Linked DNA regions of Mus musculus: region 2 is linked to region 1. Evidence: chromatin loops called from intact Hi-C (ENCODE). Cell type or tissue: left cerebral cortex. All regions are shown on one strand. Region 1 overlaps Trak1 (trafficking protein, kinesin binding 1). Region 2 overlaps Trak1 (trafficking protein, kinesin binding 1).

Region 1 (8,000 bases):
TTGCTTGTTTGTGAGTCGAGAGCCATGCTCTCAGTGAGGTGGATATTTAATTTTAATGTCTACTCAGTATTGGAATATTGTAATCATTTGATGATGCTCAAGGTCGGTCGGCCCAGATCAATGATCTGATTTACAACAATGAAGGCCTGACTCTCAGCTTTGCTATTCAAATCAGTGACCTTCCCCATGCCCTCCGTTATGAGTTTCCAGGTAAGATAAGAGAAAGGGCGTTCAGCGAAGTGAAACACAACTCACATTCATGTCTAGTAAAATGGGCTGCAGCTCCAAATGCCACGGAAAGCCACAGGCAAAGTGCTCCATGTGCAGAGTTCCTGTTGTGATCTGTTCACAGTGGAGCACTGGGGTTCAGCCAAGTGCAGCCATCTTTGGGGTATCACTTCCAGATCTCTTCCTGGAGCCTGCCGTCCTGCCCTGAGGACAGCCTTGGTTAGTAGAGTCAGCCCTCACAGGAGAGACAGCCAATGAGAAGGCTGGGTTCCTTCTCTTTCCAGCCCCCCCCCGCAGGGACCACATCACCACTTGGAAAGATGTCCTCTTCCACTCCCTCCGTGCTCCCCATCCCCACTCCTCCCCGTAAAGACGGTGTTCCCTCTTTGGTCTGTGTGTGGCTTTCCAACTCAGCCACCTGCTTGTCATTACTTCGTCACAGGGGATGCCAACGTCCAGATTGCGAGCATCTCTGAGGAGCTGGCTAAGAAGACGGAAGATGCCGCCCGCCAGCAGGAGGAGATCACCCACCTGCTGTCGCAAATCGTGGACTTACAGAAGAAGGCAAAATCTGTAAGGCTTCTGTGTCTCTGGGTGACGAGGCAGTGGCCATGCGGGGATGGGACAGGTGGTTAGTGGGAGGCCCGTTCCCCACCTGAGCCATGCATACTTTTTCCTGGAGGAGGCTTAGTGAGCTCAGGCACTAACCCCACCGGCCCAGGTTGGCCGAGGCGTTATTTATGATGATGTTGCTCCTAAGGGTGATCTATAGTGGAGTTCATAGAGAAGTGCTGTAGATACGGAGCCTTGGGATTTATCTGACAAACCATGGAGTCTGCTGTTTGTTGTCCCTTCAGATATTGTCTGTGGGAGAGTGGTGTGTCTGACTGGTGTCCCTTGGGCTCTGACTGGGAGGAAGAGAGGAGGTGCCTCTGGAAAAGAAGGAAGGGAAAATAGACAGAAAGGGGAGGGGAGGGAGGACAGACTCCCAGAAAGCACTCAGACTCTGGAGGTGGGGGTTGGGCTATGGAGAATAATCAAGTGCCAAGTGCCCAGGGAAGACTTTACCTTCAAAATTACCTGGCGGGCTCAGCGAGATGGTTCAGTGGAGAAAGGCGCCTGCTGCCAAGTCCTGAGTTCATCCAATGCTCATAAGGTGACCTCTGACCTCCACGTGCACTGTAGGCACGCATACTCACATACATACTTATACATGCTTATACACACTCACACACATACATACACACACATACACATTCTCTCATACACATCCTTACACACACTCATACACATATACAGTCATACACACACACACACACATATACACACACATGCTCACACACACATACATACACAGACATACAAATTCTCTTATATACACACATATCCATACATACATATTCATACACACACATATATACACACATGCTCACACTTATACGCACTCACACATACCCTCACACATGAATACACACATTCACACACATACACATTCTTTCACACATGCTCATACTCATACACACTCTATATATACACACTCTCACACCCTCACATATACACATTCTTTCACACATGCTCACTCATGTACACTCACATACACACACACGTGCTCACGTGTGCACACACATTTACTCTCTCTCTCTCACACACACACACACACACACACACACACACACACGAATGAGAACATTTTTAAAAGCCTGTCTTTTTTTTTAATTATATGGAAGGCAGTGCTCTGCCATAGCGTCGGGTGCACGCTTCTCTCTAGACAGTGCTGAGCTTCTCACAGACAGGTAACAGGAGGGGACAGTCGGGCTCCTGAGTGTCTTAACAGAGGTGACTTTTCTTTACCATGTTTAGTGCGCGGTGGAAAATGAAGAGCTTGTCCAGCACCTGGGCGCTGCCAAGGACGCCCAGCGTCAACTCACAGCCGAGGTGGGTGTCCCTGCCTGAACTCTCTCGGGCCTCGGGTTCCAGTGAAGCCACTCCCCCATAGGCCCGGGTCCTTCCCCTCATACCAAACACTTCACTCTTGAATTAGCATAATACTGCTTTGCCTGGGTTCTGTGCCTGCCGTTTGGTGTAAGCGTAAGGAGGCTGGATTCAGTACCTCAGGGCCTGACATATTCTAACTCCTGATAGACACTAGATAGGTGAACAAGATGTGCCACAGACTTGTAAAGAGCCTGTTCAAAGATACAACTTGAATCTGGGCATTGTAGTACATATATCCCAGTCCACAAGTGGCTGAGGCAGGAGGATGGCTATGAGTTTAAGGACAGCCTAGGCTACATAAACCGACCCTGTATCAAACAAAAGTGAAAGATGCAGCTGGAGAAGAGGGTTTGCCTCTTAGCCTCTTTAATGTTTTGTCTGGGCGTTTTCTTTGGCTTGCCCACTGTGAGCGTGTGAGCAGCTTTCCGAGTCTGTGAAAAGCCAGCCTTGTGGATCCAACCCGCTTTGCCGTGGGCCCACAGGGCCACAGGTTCTGCCTCTCAGGCGGGAGGGCTGGTGGGTGTGTTGGCTCCTGGGTGCTCACTGGTGCTGTCTGAGACCCTCTGCCTCTCCCCACAGCTCCGAGAGCTGGAGGATAAGTACGCGGAGTGCATGGAGATGCTTCATGAGGCTCAGGAGGAGTTGAAGAACCTGCGGAACAAGACGATGCCCACGTCCCGGCGCTACCACTCTCTGGGCCTGTTCCCCATGGTGAGTGGGTTCTCCTGTGCGCCTCTCCCCAGACCATCCTCAGACTTTAGCGCCCAGGGCTTCGTGTCCCCTTCTGATCCCTGGTCCTACATCTTTCCTGCGAGCTGCTTGCTTCTTTAAAGTTTGCACTGGACCTGCCAGCTGGGGGCTCCTGATTCCTTGAGATGGACTAGCTCTTTATAGGCTGCTCTCCCTGCAGCTGTTAGGAGATTTTTACAAAGAACTTGATTTAGTTAGATGTTAGTCTGGGCAGCTATTACCCATGCCTTAAAGAGCCTGAACTTCTCCTGGTTCCTTGTGTGTTTATTAACCCTTTTGTTGGTGTCAGGGATTTGAACCAACTTTTTTAGGAATAGCATTCCCCCATGATCTTATTTTGTTAGTCCTGGTGTGGCTTGTTTGATATCAAGGCTCTGAAGGGCTTTGGTGACGGACAAAGGGGTTTCCAGTTTAGTCTCCAGTCATTTCCCTGTGATATCTACTTAGAAGGAAGTGAGCGTGCTCATTGTATGTTCTACCAGACCATAGCTTCCTAAGCTGGGGAAGCCACACATTGGCTGTGTCCTACAGCACTGTGGGTGTTAGCACAAGACAGTGTAGAGCTGTAGCCAGCCAAGCAGCAACTGCACGTGGATGACAGGCAGCCCGAGAACAAGCCCCCAAGAGCTCCTGTGGGTCCAGGCGTTGTTCCATTCGTCTGCAGAATAACAGATTCTCTGCAAGGCGAGAAAAGGGTCAATTTTTTAAATTTTAAAAATGTTTATTTACTATTTTTGTGTTTGTATGTGTGATTAGAGTTGGTTCATGCATGGAGGTCAGAGGGCAACTTTGTGGAGTCAGTTCTTTGGGTCCCAGGGATCTGATCTTCACTCTCTGAGCTGTCTCAGCAGCTGAGAAGGGATTGAGGGAGGAGTCTCTTGCAGAAATACTTTTCCTGGGAAGTCTGTTTCTAGTCACCCCAGACAGAGAAGGCAGTTTCTATCCACCCCAGACAGCCCAGTTAAACAGTTTCTCCCAAGTCCTGCTTGGTGAGCCTGTAAGTTTACTGGGTAACTTAGAGGAGAACGGCCAAGGCCTTAAAACTGTCACAAACCCAGGCTGGGGAGATGTCAGGCTCAGCACGTTAAAAACACTAGGATGTGCAAGCCTGACAGACTGAGGTTGATCTCCAGAGACCATAAGAAAAGCCAGATCTGGTGGCATACATCTGTAATCTCTGCATTCATGCTGTGACATGGGAAGTGGAGACAGGGAACCTGCCAGAAATTTACAGGCCAACTAGCCTGGAATACTGTGAGGAGTGACAGAAACCGGAAAGATCCCCATCTCAATAAGACAGGAAAGAACTAACGCCCCCAAATTGTCCTCTGACCTCAGCAGGTCCACCGTAGTGCACAAGCACTGTCATTGTGTCCCTGTGTGTATGTATGTACACACACACAATTAAAAATATATATAATTTAAAAAGAAGGAAAAAAAATCAAACCATCCTGGCTAGCACACACCCTGGAGTCTCCACTTTCATGCTTACTGAAAGCTTTTGTTTGCCCGTTTCGAGACTCTTGCAAGCTCAGGTTTTAGAGAGGATTGTTCTGAAAGTCTAAAGGCTGCAGCGTGCCCATGTGGCTGGAGCTGAGCGCCCAGATCTGCGTCTGCTCTCTGCCACTCCAGCTGCCAGGAGCAGCTTTCCTCATCAGCGTTTTCAATTCCATTGCCTTGTGGTGGGATTTTTCAATCTGCAGTCCACAGGCAGACTCGGGTGCCCCTTGAACCTTGTTGGGGAAATTTGTCCTCTGTTTTCATAAACCTTCCTCACATGGTGGGGATGGGTGGGGGTGGGGGTCAACCTCAGTACACCTGGGTAGTTAGCACTCCAGGACCAGCCTTCCCCTGACCCTAAAGCTTACACTCCCTCGTCCCCTCAGAAAAGGGCAGCAGTGTAGTCCAGAAAGTTAGTAGGAATTAAAGAGCTAACTGGTGCACTGTGTGGAAGATGGGGTGCGGTGGGGTCAGGGTGGGCAGGGAATGTCTGCAAAGAGGGAGTACAGTTTTTTACTGGAAGCAGCAGTCCTGTCACCTGAGAACACAGGCGGTTGCCATGGCTAGCTGGTGGAGCAAGGAGCTTGCAGAGAAAGTACAGCAGTGGCAACATGTCGACCACAGTCCATGCAGGCAGGGACCTTTCCCCAGCAAGCAGAACCAGAGAGCTTTCAGCAGGTGATTGTCTACCTAGGAGTCAGGTGAAAGCCTTGGCCTCCTGTGTGTCATAATCCTGAGTCACTGGGACCATAAACTGGACTGTGTGGGACCTTTTGGAAGTTTAGAGATATTTGGACTTGTTCCCACTGTTCTGAACACACTCTCCTGTGCCCCCTGATTTCTCCATCCCACATCGTAGCCACAATTTTAGCTCTGTCATTTGGTCAAAGAGTGCCTGGCTGTCAGACACTCAGCTACGTGAGAGTCAGGGGCTGTTCACTTAAACCCAAAGGTGCTGTGTGCTCAGAACTTGCCCTGGCCATGGCTTGGCAGATTCTCTCTGTGTAGGGATTGCTTTTAGCCTTGTGTTGTATGGCATGAAGTCTGGAGACTGCTGGGTGCCTGGTCTCCTCCTGGCTCTTCTGGCCACAGACCTCATCTAGAAATGGAAGCCTTGAGCCCCTGCTCAGTCCACGCATGTCTTCTGTCTTTCCCCAGGACTCGTTGGCTGCAGAAATCGAGGGAACTATGCGCAAGGAGCTGCAGCTGGAAGAGCTGGAGTCTCCAGACATCACGTATGACCTTGTGGCCTTTATATTTCAAGTCCCCTCAAACTGACTCAGAACCGGTGCTCATAACCTAGCGTGTATGGACCTTAGACACCACCGGCCAGCCATGGTCCTTCCCTGTCAGGTTAAGGGAAGTAGACGATACAGTGACATCTCTCTAAGGCTGGAGCTCACTAGGTAGCATAGTTTCCTGGCATGCAGGGCCCTGGGTTGTGTCCCTCATAGCACCTTGTGGTAAAGTAGAGGAAGGAGGCTCAGGCGTTCAAGGCCCTCTTTATAGCTGGGATTCTTGGGTCCCATCTCGGAAAAACAACCCAAACCAACAAAGGAGGTTACCTGATGAATTTCCAGGGAGTGGGGAGGATGCTGGGTTTCCCATCTCCCACCCTCCACCTTTTCCCTTAATGGAAAGCATTACGCTAAAAAGTGTTCATGTTTGCTAAGAAAAGAAAAACACGGGCTCTTCAGTGCTGTGAGCCAGGCTTCTGATCCTCTGGCTACTCCTGGGGTCTCGGCCCCTACATCTCCCCTACTGCTGTGAACAGACACCACGACCAATGCAAGTATTATAAAGAACAACATTTAACTGGGGCTGGCTTACAGGTTTAGAGGTTCAGTCCATTATCATCAAGGTGGGAACATGGCAGCATCCAGGCAGGCATGGTACAGGAGGAGCTGGGAGTTCTACATCTTCATCTGAAGGCTGCTAGCAGAATACTGTCTTCCTAGCTGAAGGCTGTTAGCAGAATACTGGCTTCCAGGCAGCTAGGATGAGGATCTTAAAGCCCACACCCACAGTGACACACCTACTCTAACAAGGCCACACCTTCTAATAGTGCCACTCCCTGGGCCGAGCATATACAAGCCATTATAACCTTCATGGAACACTGAGAGATCTGGGGACCACGTCTCCTCCTGAATGACTAGCGTCCTGGTGGCTTTGGTGTATGTACAGCTCCGGCATCCCCAGAGGAAGCAGCTAGTCCGAGCATATGCCCAACCCTCTTCCCCTTAAAAGGAGAAATCAAACTGTGGGCTCCGTGCTTAGAAATGGCAGTTTCTAAGAATAGCCCAGTGGGGTTTTATCTTCTCAAGGCAGAAACTCCAGACTGCCGTGGAGCTCTGCTGTTTCACTTTATGTGAGTGGTTACAATGGAGCGAGCACGGCCCTCCTGTGGCTCTCATTGTATGTCTGAAAGAAGCTGGCCTGCCAGGGAGAAAGCAACCCCAAAGCACTAGCATTTGTAGCTCAGGCTTCAGGTCGTGATAAACAGAGCCATGTGGGCTAGCCTTAGCTCATCAGTGCTGAGCTGTGCTACTGAGCCTTAGGTGCGGTTGGCACTAGCATGCTATGATGCAGGCACCCCATTCCCTAAGGAGCATGTGAGGCCCCCAGACAGCGGGCCACCCACGGTAGGCATCTGTGGAGGAGCTAGCTCCAGGTTCATCCTGATATGCTGGCTCACGGCTGCCCTGTCCTCCGCAGCCACCAGAAGCGTGTCTTCGAGACGGTGAGGAACGTCAATCAAGTGGTCAAGCAGAGATCACTAACCCCTTCTCCCATGAACATCCCGGGCTCCAACCAGTCCTCAGCCATGAACTCCCTCCTGTCCAGCTGCGTCAGCACCCCTCGCTCCAGCTTCTACGGCAGCGACGTCAGCAACGTGGTCCTCGATAACAAAACCAACAGCATCCTCCTGGAGACCGAGGCAGCCGACCTGGGGTGAGCGGCGGGCTCCTCTCCTTCTGTTGGAAGGGGTGGTTGGGGGAGGAGATACACCTTGAACATGGGCTCAGACACCATCGGAGAGAGGTGGATGAGAGCCGCCACGTCCCAGTTACCCACCTTATCCATGACACTGGTCTTTTCTGGGGTAGTATCTCGAGCTGATGTCCACGGTGTGCTTTACCATAACATCATGGAGGGAGAACTAACACATTTCCCACAGATCATCACCGTGACCCCTCGGGAGCCTGGGTGCCGGCAAGCGTAGGAGATCCCAGGCTCTCTGGTTTGCTTCAGAAGGTGGAATGTAGGGGTTCTCAGTTGTGTGTTCCCCTTAGTTATGGTCAGTTCCTCTCCACCCTAATGCCCCGTAGAACCCCAGCCCCACTCCCATCATCCTCCTGTGCGCCCTGGCCCTCTGACTTACTAAAACAGATACCTGGGACCAGTTAAGCCATCAGAAGGGTTCTTTCTCCGAGATCAGAGCAGGTTTTACTCAGAACGGAGAGCACAGGCCCCTTCGTTTAAGAGACGAGAGGGTTGAGTCGGTTCTCCCTCAGGACCTACGTACA
Region 2 (8,000 bases), 51 kb before region 1:
AAGACAGGGTTTCACTATGTAACACTGGCTGGCCTAGAACTCAAAGAGATCCATCTGCCTCTGCCTTCTGAGTCTGGGGATTGAAGGTGTGCACCACTGTGCCTGGCCCTACTACTTATTTATGTATCTTGTGTGTGTGTTATATATCTGTGTTCATATATGTATATGTATATATATATATATATATATATATATATATATATATATGTAGAGACCAGAGGATGGCATTGTCTTCTATACATCACCAATGTATGTTTGTTGGTGTTTTGTTGTTGTTTCTGAGCTAGGGTCTCACTATCTATCCCTGACTGGCCTCGAAAGCAGAGCTTCACTGGCCTCTAAAGTGCTAGCATTAAAGGTGTTCTCCACCATGCTGGCTCACCTTACATTTTAAGACAGGCTCTCTCAGTGGACTTGGAGATCAATGACTCAGCTTGACTGGCTGGTCAGGAGCCCCCAGGAACCGGAGTTGGGATCGGAGGGGCACACCAGCATACCTGGCTTCTTTAGTGTATGCCAGGGATAGATCTCCAGATCTTCATGTCTGCACAGCAGGCAGGTTTCCACTGTGCTTCATCCCTGCCCTGGTTGGGTTTTGTCTATGTGTTTACATATCTGTAACCCGGGAGACACATGACTCAGTAGAGTGAATCACCAGTGCCAGGCCACTGTGGGTGGCTGAGAAGACATTGTCCACTGCTTCCCTTCTAGGTCCACTGTGGGCATTGTGTAGGGCGGTGCCCACTGTGGCTGGTGGAGTTGGGGATACAGGGCTCCCTAAGGTGAGAAACCAGAAGGGGTAAAACCAGGGTAGGTACATCCTGGCCACCGTGTTTGGGGGTAAGACCCCACTGACACTCCCCCCCAGTCCCCCTCCTGGGTGGACAGCCAGGCTCTGCCCCTGAACCTGGCCCTCAGTTGCCTGGCTGATGAGAGGGAACACTTCCCCATCTGCTTTTTTTGAGTCAGACCTCCTTCTACATCAACCTTTCCAGAGTCACTTCATTCATTCAGAGAATTCATTTCCATGGCTCACAGAGTATGTGCTGCACTACCTGAAACCGCTTCCTGCTCTGTGACATCCAGCTGCCTCATGTGGTCTGACGGTGACCTGTGTGCAGTAGACCAGTCATGTGACACTCAGCGCACACCAAGCAGCAAGGTCACCATGTTTGTTCTTGGGTGACCATGCTCCTGTTGGTCCTTCTTCCCCGGCCTTTTATGGTTGACACCAATTGATCCAAGAAGTAATTCTTTGTGTCACACCCAGATCTGCTGACCACCACACCTCAGAGGTCATCTGGGAAAGAGCAGGCCCTGAAGCAAACAGGTTTTGGAATGTCACCCCAGCCTTTGCTTTCGGTGTGCAGTAATCCAGCCAGCCAGTATGTGCAGGATCAGGCAGGCATGGCGTTCCTTTCAGCACCAGAGTTCTTGCCTGAGATTTACTAAGAAGGTGGACACATCTCTATTGTTTAGATCTTCTTCCCATCCTAACCCAGGACTGTGGCATGTGCAGGCTCGTGCTGAGGGTAGTAAGGACAGTGACCTCTCCTCTGGGACATCATTCTTTCCTCTGTGAGGGTTCCCACCCCGACACCTTGACCGGACTGCCATGCTCTTTCAGTAGGGAGTACCTTGGATCAGGTCCTGTCAGCTTCAACTCTCCTGACAGAGGTACAGGCAGCCTCTGGCCCTGTGTTGGCTGGTTGTGGGAACACACGGTCTGCTGTGCCCTTCCATTCCAGCCCTGCACCCCCCCCCCCCCCACACACACACACAGCTGATCTCACATACTGAGGAGCCTCGGTATCGAGAGAGCTCTTACTGGGGAGGGTACCAGGATGCTGGTTAAGTATGAGGAGCCTTATTCAAGGTATTCCCGTTGAGAGCTTAGTCAATTGTGCAGTTAAACTGTCTGCAGCATTGGTCCCTCTCTCCTTTTCTTGTCTTCCCACCTCTTCTTCCTCCCCCTTTGTCTCCTCCTCTTCTCCCCCCCCCCCCCCCGTCTCCTCCTCCTTTCCCTTCTTCTTCCTCCCCCTTTGCCTCCTCGTCCTCTCCCCTCTTCTTTCTCTGCATGCTCCTCCTCATCCACCATCTATCTCTCCTCCCACACTGGCTCTGCCTGTTCAGAACCTGTCTGCTCCTTGAACTCACCGTAGTGTAGGCTGGCCTTTAACTATGGTCTTCCCACCTCCACGCTGGGCTGGGACTCCAGGCCTGTGCCGCCATGCCCGGCTTAAGCATGCATTTCATACGTAGACTTTTTCTTGTCTCCAGACAGGCTCTTACCTTTTTAAAAATCTGAAGGTGCTTTGTTTGTTTGTTTGTTTGTTTGTTTATTTAGCACATTGCTTGATAAAATCTAGGCTTTCTTCCTCTTTCTTGTCCTCTTCCTCTTCCTCTTCCTCTTCCTCTTCCCCCACCACCAGAGCCTCATGCTTCTGGGTATCAGACCCAGCAGCGTAGCATATGTAAGCAGTTTGCCCCGCAGCCACCAGATTTGGAGTTTTCAGAAGTCTTACAAGGTATCAGAGGCAGGGATTTTTTCCTTTACTGTTGTTTGTACAGCTGACCAACCGTTACCTAGGAGGGAATGCTCAGAGAGGGGTCAGTCGTTTTAGGATGTGTGTGAGTGTGTACAGTTAACCAAGAGTGTGTGTGCACACAGGAGTGCGTTCTCACAAATGTACACACGCACGCACCTGCACGCATGTGCACACAGACCTTGGTGGCGACGGGGGGGGGGGGGGGGGGGAGTGGTCAGTGAAGAGGCCTTGCAAACTCCTCCCATCAGCAAAGCCCCTTCCACGTTTCTCCGTATTAGCTGGCTCAGATGTCTGTGGGAGTTGGAAGTGAGAGCAGTGTGGCCAGGCTGCGTCTTACTCCACGACTGAGCCACTGAAGTAGCTGCAGCCACACCCAGCTGCAGGTCTGGGCACTGGTGCTGAAGGAGTGGAGTGGCCTCTCAGGGAGGGGCATGTGAGAGAAAGCGCCTGGCTGCCCTTGGACCCCCAGGCAGGGATTCTGGGGCGTAGCACATCCTTGAGGTCCCGTGTCGTCGTCTGGCATCTTTCACCATTTTTTGATCAAACCAGATTTCAACATTATCTTTTTCTGCTCATGAACAACACGGCCGGCAAGCTGTTCTGTACAGATTGTTTTCTTCTTGTGTTAATTCAGCAAGTTTGAGACAGAACTGGACCCAGCTCAGCCAGGAAACTGACATGACAGCTCAGCTCTCACTCTCGATCCCCACGGGCTGCCGCTGTTTGGCAGGGTTTGTGCGGGAGCAGAATTAGGGGACTTTTGAGCCCGTGGTTCTGAAGTGGTGGAGTCATCTGTGTGCCCTGCTAGTCATGAGCCTGAGATTCCCCCCTCCCCGCCCCCCCTGCAGACCTTCTGTGCTGGCAGGTGGTGACCTCAGACCCGCTCAGGTGTCTTACTGATGCCAAGATACATCCTCTTCCTGCCCTTCCAGAGAGGCGGTTGATACTGATGGCAGCTGCCACTGGGCTTTGCCCTTTCTTTGCTTGCAGGTGCTCTTATGAATGGCGGCTTCCACCCTTCCCTCCCCTGGTGGCGGGGCTGCCTGTGCCTGGAGTGAGAAGGGACAGTTGGCATCAAGCTGTTCCTTGCAGACTGCCTGCTGTCATGAGCTCTCACTGGCTGGCATTGACAGTCTCAGCAGCGAAGATTGGAAAGAGAAAGCTGGAACGTCAGGCAGAGTGATGGCACGCCTGCTCTCTAGCCAGGTCCTCCCTCCCTTCTGCCTCCAGCCTTGTGGGAAAAGGTGGTGGTGCTTTTCGAGGGCTGGGAATGTGTTTCAGAGAGGGCTGCAGCAGGGCTCCTGTCTAAGCGTGTTTCCTCTCTGTGCACGTGTGTGTTTATATACGTGTTCGTTTTGTGTTGCTACACCTGCCTGTGTGGTGGGGAGCTAAGAAGACGATTTCAGGCATCCTTCCTCAGGCTCTGTTCATATTTTTGTTTGAGACATGGTCTCTCACTGGCCTGGAACTCACCATATGTACTAGACTGGCTGAGCAACGAGCCCCAGGGACCTGCCTACTTCCTTCTCCCTGGGACTAGGAGTGCAGGCCACCATACACGGCTTATAAGATGATTTCATGTGTTTGGTTGTTATACTTACTTGCATGTATGTCTGTGCACCGTGCATACTTGGCACCTGTAGAGGCCAGAAGAGGTCATCAGAGCCCCTGGAACTGGACTTACAGACAATTGTGAGCCACCATTTAACTGCATGGAATTGAACCCAGATCCTCTGGGAGCCTCTCTCCAACGCACTCACCCTACTTTTTAAGCACGGGTTCTGGGGATCGAATGTGGGTCCTGTACTCGCTCAGTAAGGACCTCACAACCTGAGCTTTCACCCCAGCTCTCCCACCTCTCAGGAGTCTTTTAGCTGTTAAGGAAGTTGCTGTTCTCTAGTAGTTAGTTAGTTACCTGGTTACCTTAGCTCTCCAGTGCTCTAGTAGTTAGTTACCTGGTTACCTTAGCTCTCCAGTGCTCTAGTAGTTAGTTACCTGGTTACCTTAGCTCTCCAGTGCTCTGAGCAGCTGGCCACACATCGGTGACCTGGGTTCAGTTCCGGTTCTGAAGGTCAGGAGCCCAGAGTCCAGGGGTCCATGTTTGCTCCTTCAGGGCCCTCTGAGGGAGACCTTGGGGCTTACTGTTCCCGTGAATCCTGGGTTTGAGGACATGCTCCACTTTACCCTCATGTGACTTGCCACTTTCTCCTTAAGGAGTCTTTGATCCCCTTTAATTTAGGGTGACACCACCTTGAATGTTTAATTTAGGCCCATAGCTTCTGGTGGTAAATTTTTTTTTTTAAATCACATTTTCTCTTTCTGGGTAGGGGTGTATGTGTGCTACTACCTGCAGGAACCAGCTCTCTCCCTCCACCATGTGTGTCCCACTGATTGAACTCTGCTGCCAGGCTAAGAGGCTTTTACTCACTGAGCTGTCTTGCTGGCCCAGGAGGTAAATCTTCAGACGGATCTTCAACCCTCAACCTGGTGTTCCCTGAAGTGACACAGGGTTTGCACCTGGATCCCAACCTCAAGATACCCCGTCCTGGAATCCACATACAGCAAGGTCTGCCAGTGTTGCTGCGACTGTTAACAGGGTCTACTGCACTTTGACCTCAAGAATTCACCCCCTCTCCCCCCTAGGTAGGGCATTTTGCTCTCTTCTGGAGCCTTCTGGGTAGTCCATCATCTTGCCCTGGGTCTGACCCTCCTCCTGTCTGGGTGTGATTTATACCCACAATTCCAAGCTTTTCTGTTCTTGGTACCTGTGTGCAATCCACATCCGGCTGATGTAGTCATAGCCACCCTGCACAGAGGCACATCGAACAATGCCTCCAGAAGGTTGGGTGGCAGGAACAGAGCAGCGAGGCACACCTACCCAACTTCCTAAGGCAGATTAAAATAGCTCCGTTAGTCTCTGCCCTGTGTGTGAGAGCTGGCGCATTCCCTGCCTGCCTTGCTTTGGATATTCACTGTGGCGTCATGGCTTTCGAACACACCACCTGTTCCTTTTAGGTATAATTAACTGTATTTTCGGTACAATGCTTAAATTGTCACAACTCAGTTCAGCTCTTCTAAGCTGGCTTTTTTGTCCATCTTTTCATCTGAGATCGTTGGGAGTGGCTTTTGCGTCCTCAGAACCTGGACTTGTCTACTGTCATGGTTCCTCCATGCTCCGGATCCTGCAGGGACCCTGTGTGTTCCCTGATCCCAGCATGGGTACTGAAGGGCCATACACTGCGTTGCTATAGGAGAGAGGCATCCTTGCCAGACCTCACTCCCCCCACCCTCGCTCCCACTTTTCTTTCTTTCTCTTTCTCTCTGTGCTCTCTCTCTCTCTTCTGTGCTCTCCCACTGTGTGTCTGTTTGTGTGTCTGTATGTGTGTGTGTGTCTGTGTATGCACATGTGTGTGATGTGGTACGTGCACGAATGTTAACAAGTGTGTGCACATATGATAGATGCACATGCATACATGTGAAAGCCAGAAGTTGACACTGGTTGTCATCCTGGATCAGTCTTCACTTAATACTGAGTCAGGGTCTTTCACTGGATCGGGAGCTCACCTGCTCGCTAGTCTTGCTCTAAGGATCCCCTTTCTCTGCCTTCAGAGTGCTGGGGTCAGAGGTGGGCCGATGCCTGGCTTCCAGCTGTGTGCTGGGAACCCAAACTCTGGTCCTCATTTTTATACCACAGGTACCTTAAAGCCACAGACACCTTGTTACCAGTTCCTTAAACATTAAAATGATTTGGAATTGGTGCACATTGTGGTCAGGGCGGCCTTGCTTTGCTGTCCGGCAGTTTTTGCTGGCCACAGCTAGCCCGCCACATCCTCTCTGTTGTTGCAGTGTGTGCTTCGGAATGGTGTGTCTTCCTCATCTCTCTAATCATAGCTGGGGATCTGCACTCTGATTGTTCATGCTGGGCCATTCCCCTCTTTAGAGAGGTAGTAATGAGGATGCTTGAAACTAGCATTTCTTGCTATCTTGCCTTACCTTAAACTCAAGCCAAACAGAACACCCATCACCCGGAGCAAGCCCCGCCCCATCTCTGTAACAGGTATTGGCATCTCCTCCACTTAGCAGATGACACTGATATGTCTGAGACAATGACCCAGTGCCTGAACCCAACCTCCAGCTGACTCCACAAGCCCAGGCTCTTCTCTGTCAAATAGCACTGTGTTCACCCTCCTGTTAGCTTTCGCTTGTGTGTGTGGTGGGGCTTAGATAAAATATTGATGCAGTTTGTACACTACGAGACAAGTGTGCCCAGCCACAGGGAAAGGACGCGTGCCTTCTTGGAGATTTCTCAGTTGCTCTAAGGAGCTTCCTTTACTCATTTCTTTATTTATTTTTTTTTTTTTAGTTATGTGTGTGCATGTGCAGATGTCTGGAAGATTTACCCTTTTTCTCTGCCTTATTTTGGGAAACAGGGTCCCCCAAAGATATTAAAATATACGTTTACAATTTTAGAATTTTCATGGAAAAGCATTTATTGTTGTTGTGGGAAAACGTTTTTGATGGTCAGTTTTGGAGGTCAGAGGATGGAGCTGCTTGGCATCTAGTACCTTAAGGTCAGAGTGCTGCAGAATGTTCTGGAATGCCAAAGACAGTCTTCCAGAAAGAATTCTCTGAGTGCCAAGGGGATGGGGGGGATGGCGGGGGGAGAATATGTTTCTGGGCTGGAGTTTAAATCTACAGTAAGTCTAAATAGATCTGTCCCTTGTCCAGTGTTTCCGTTTTATAATGAAACATTTTAAGCTTGCCAAGTGCTTTAGAATTAAGCCCACTTAGAATAAACTGTTTTGTTTATTTGTTTGTTTGCTTGCTTGCTTTAATGGATTCCGTGTGCTTTTGTAAGGACTCTCAAAGCCCCAGTCTTTAACTCCGTCACCAGGGGCATCTACCTCTTGGTAGCTGTTCTGGATCACACACCTAAGGGACAGTAAATTCAATGACACTTATGACACGGGGCCCTTTAGGTTGACATTTCCCTCAATTCCTACGTTGCTACTTTTTGAGAAGTTTGAATAAAGACACAAGCATAAATAGTACAGGATGTAAGTGAAAATGTTTTCGTTTTCTGGGTCATTCATTCAGTCTCCTTAAAAAATTAGGAAGCGCCGTTAAATGTCTTAAGGAAAGAGAACCAAAAGACAATCATTTGCAAACTTTAAAAGGTCACCGTCTTTTAGCTGCAGGAGGGAAAAAAAAAACCATTCTGAAGTGGTCCAGGCAGAGGCTCAGGAACCAGGCCTTTCACCTGAGAGAGGGGGTGGTGCCTCTAAGCCACGCCCACATCCGTCCATCTCCTTGAACGGCACCTCTGCTCCCAGCATCCTTGGAAGACATTTCCTTCATCTCTGTGTCATTTTTTTTTTTAAAAAGAGCTGGTCAGTTTCTATGGCAACAGTTAGATTGAAAGCTGAGCAGCGATCAGGGGGCGAGGCTTGA

Evidence for each region. Peaks named below come from ENCODE experiments on the same cell type or tissue, not always from the same donor. Only the 100,000 strongest peaks of a DNase experiment are listed, where the experiment ranks them.
Region 2: it touches region 1 in a loop (2.3-fold over the local background); 8 of 42 quality-filtered maps call a loop at or near these places.

Annotation. Positions count from the first base shown.
Region 1 is chr9:121,446,020-121,454,019 of GRCm38, forward strand. It overlaps Trak1 (trafficking protein, kinesin binding 1), which reads left to right. Exons shown (of 16, transcript NM_175114.3): 8 at 671-801; 9 at 2,089-2,163; 10 at 2,803-2,934; 11 at 5,632-5,708; 12 at 7,189-7,425. Gm51661 (a long non-coding RNA gene) reads right to left here. Exons shown (of 3, transcript XR_003948094.1): 1 at 7,868-8,000; 2 at 7,549-7,719; 3 at 5,702-7,448. Among named protein-coding and RNA genes, the nearest start is that of Gm51661, 4.9 kb to the right of the region's middle. In left cerebral cortex, a CTCF peak has its summit at 742; DNase peaks (open chromatin) are centred at 710, 3,504, 6,766 and 7,078; H3K27ac peaks cover 2,677 bases.
Region 2 is chr9:121,395,360-121,403,359 of GRCm38, forward strand. All of the region lies in intron 2 of Trak1 (trafficking protein, kinesin binding 1), which reads left to right. Among named protein-coding and RNA genes, the nearest start is that of Trak1, 32 kb to the left of the region's middle. In left cerebral cortex, a CTCF peak has its summit at 3,613; DNase peaks (open chromatin) are centred at 3,161, 3,662 and 5,461; H3K4me3 peaks cover 428 bases; H3K27ac peaks cover 1,713 bases.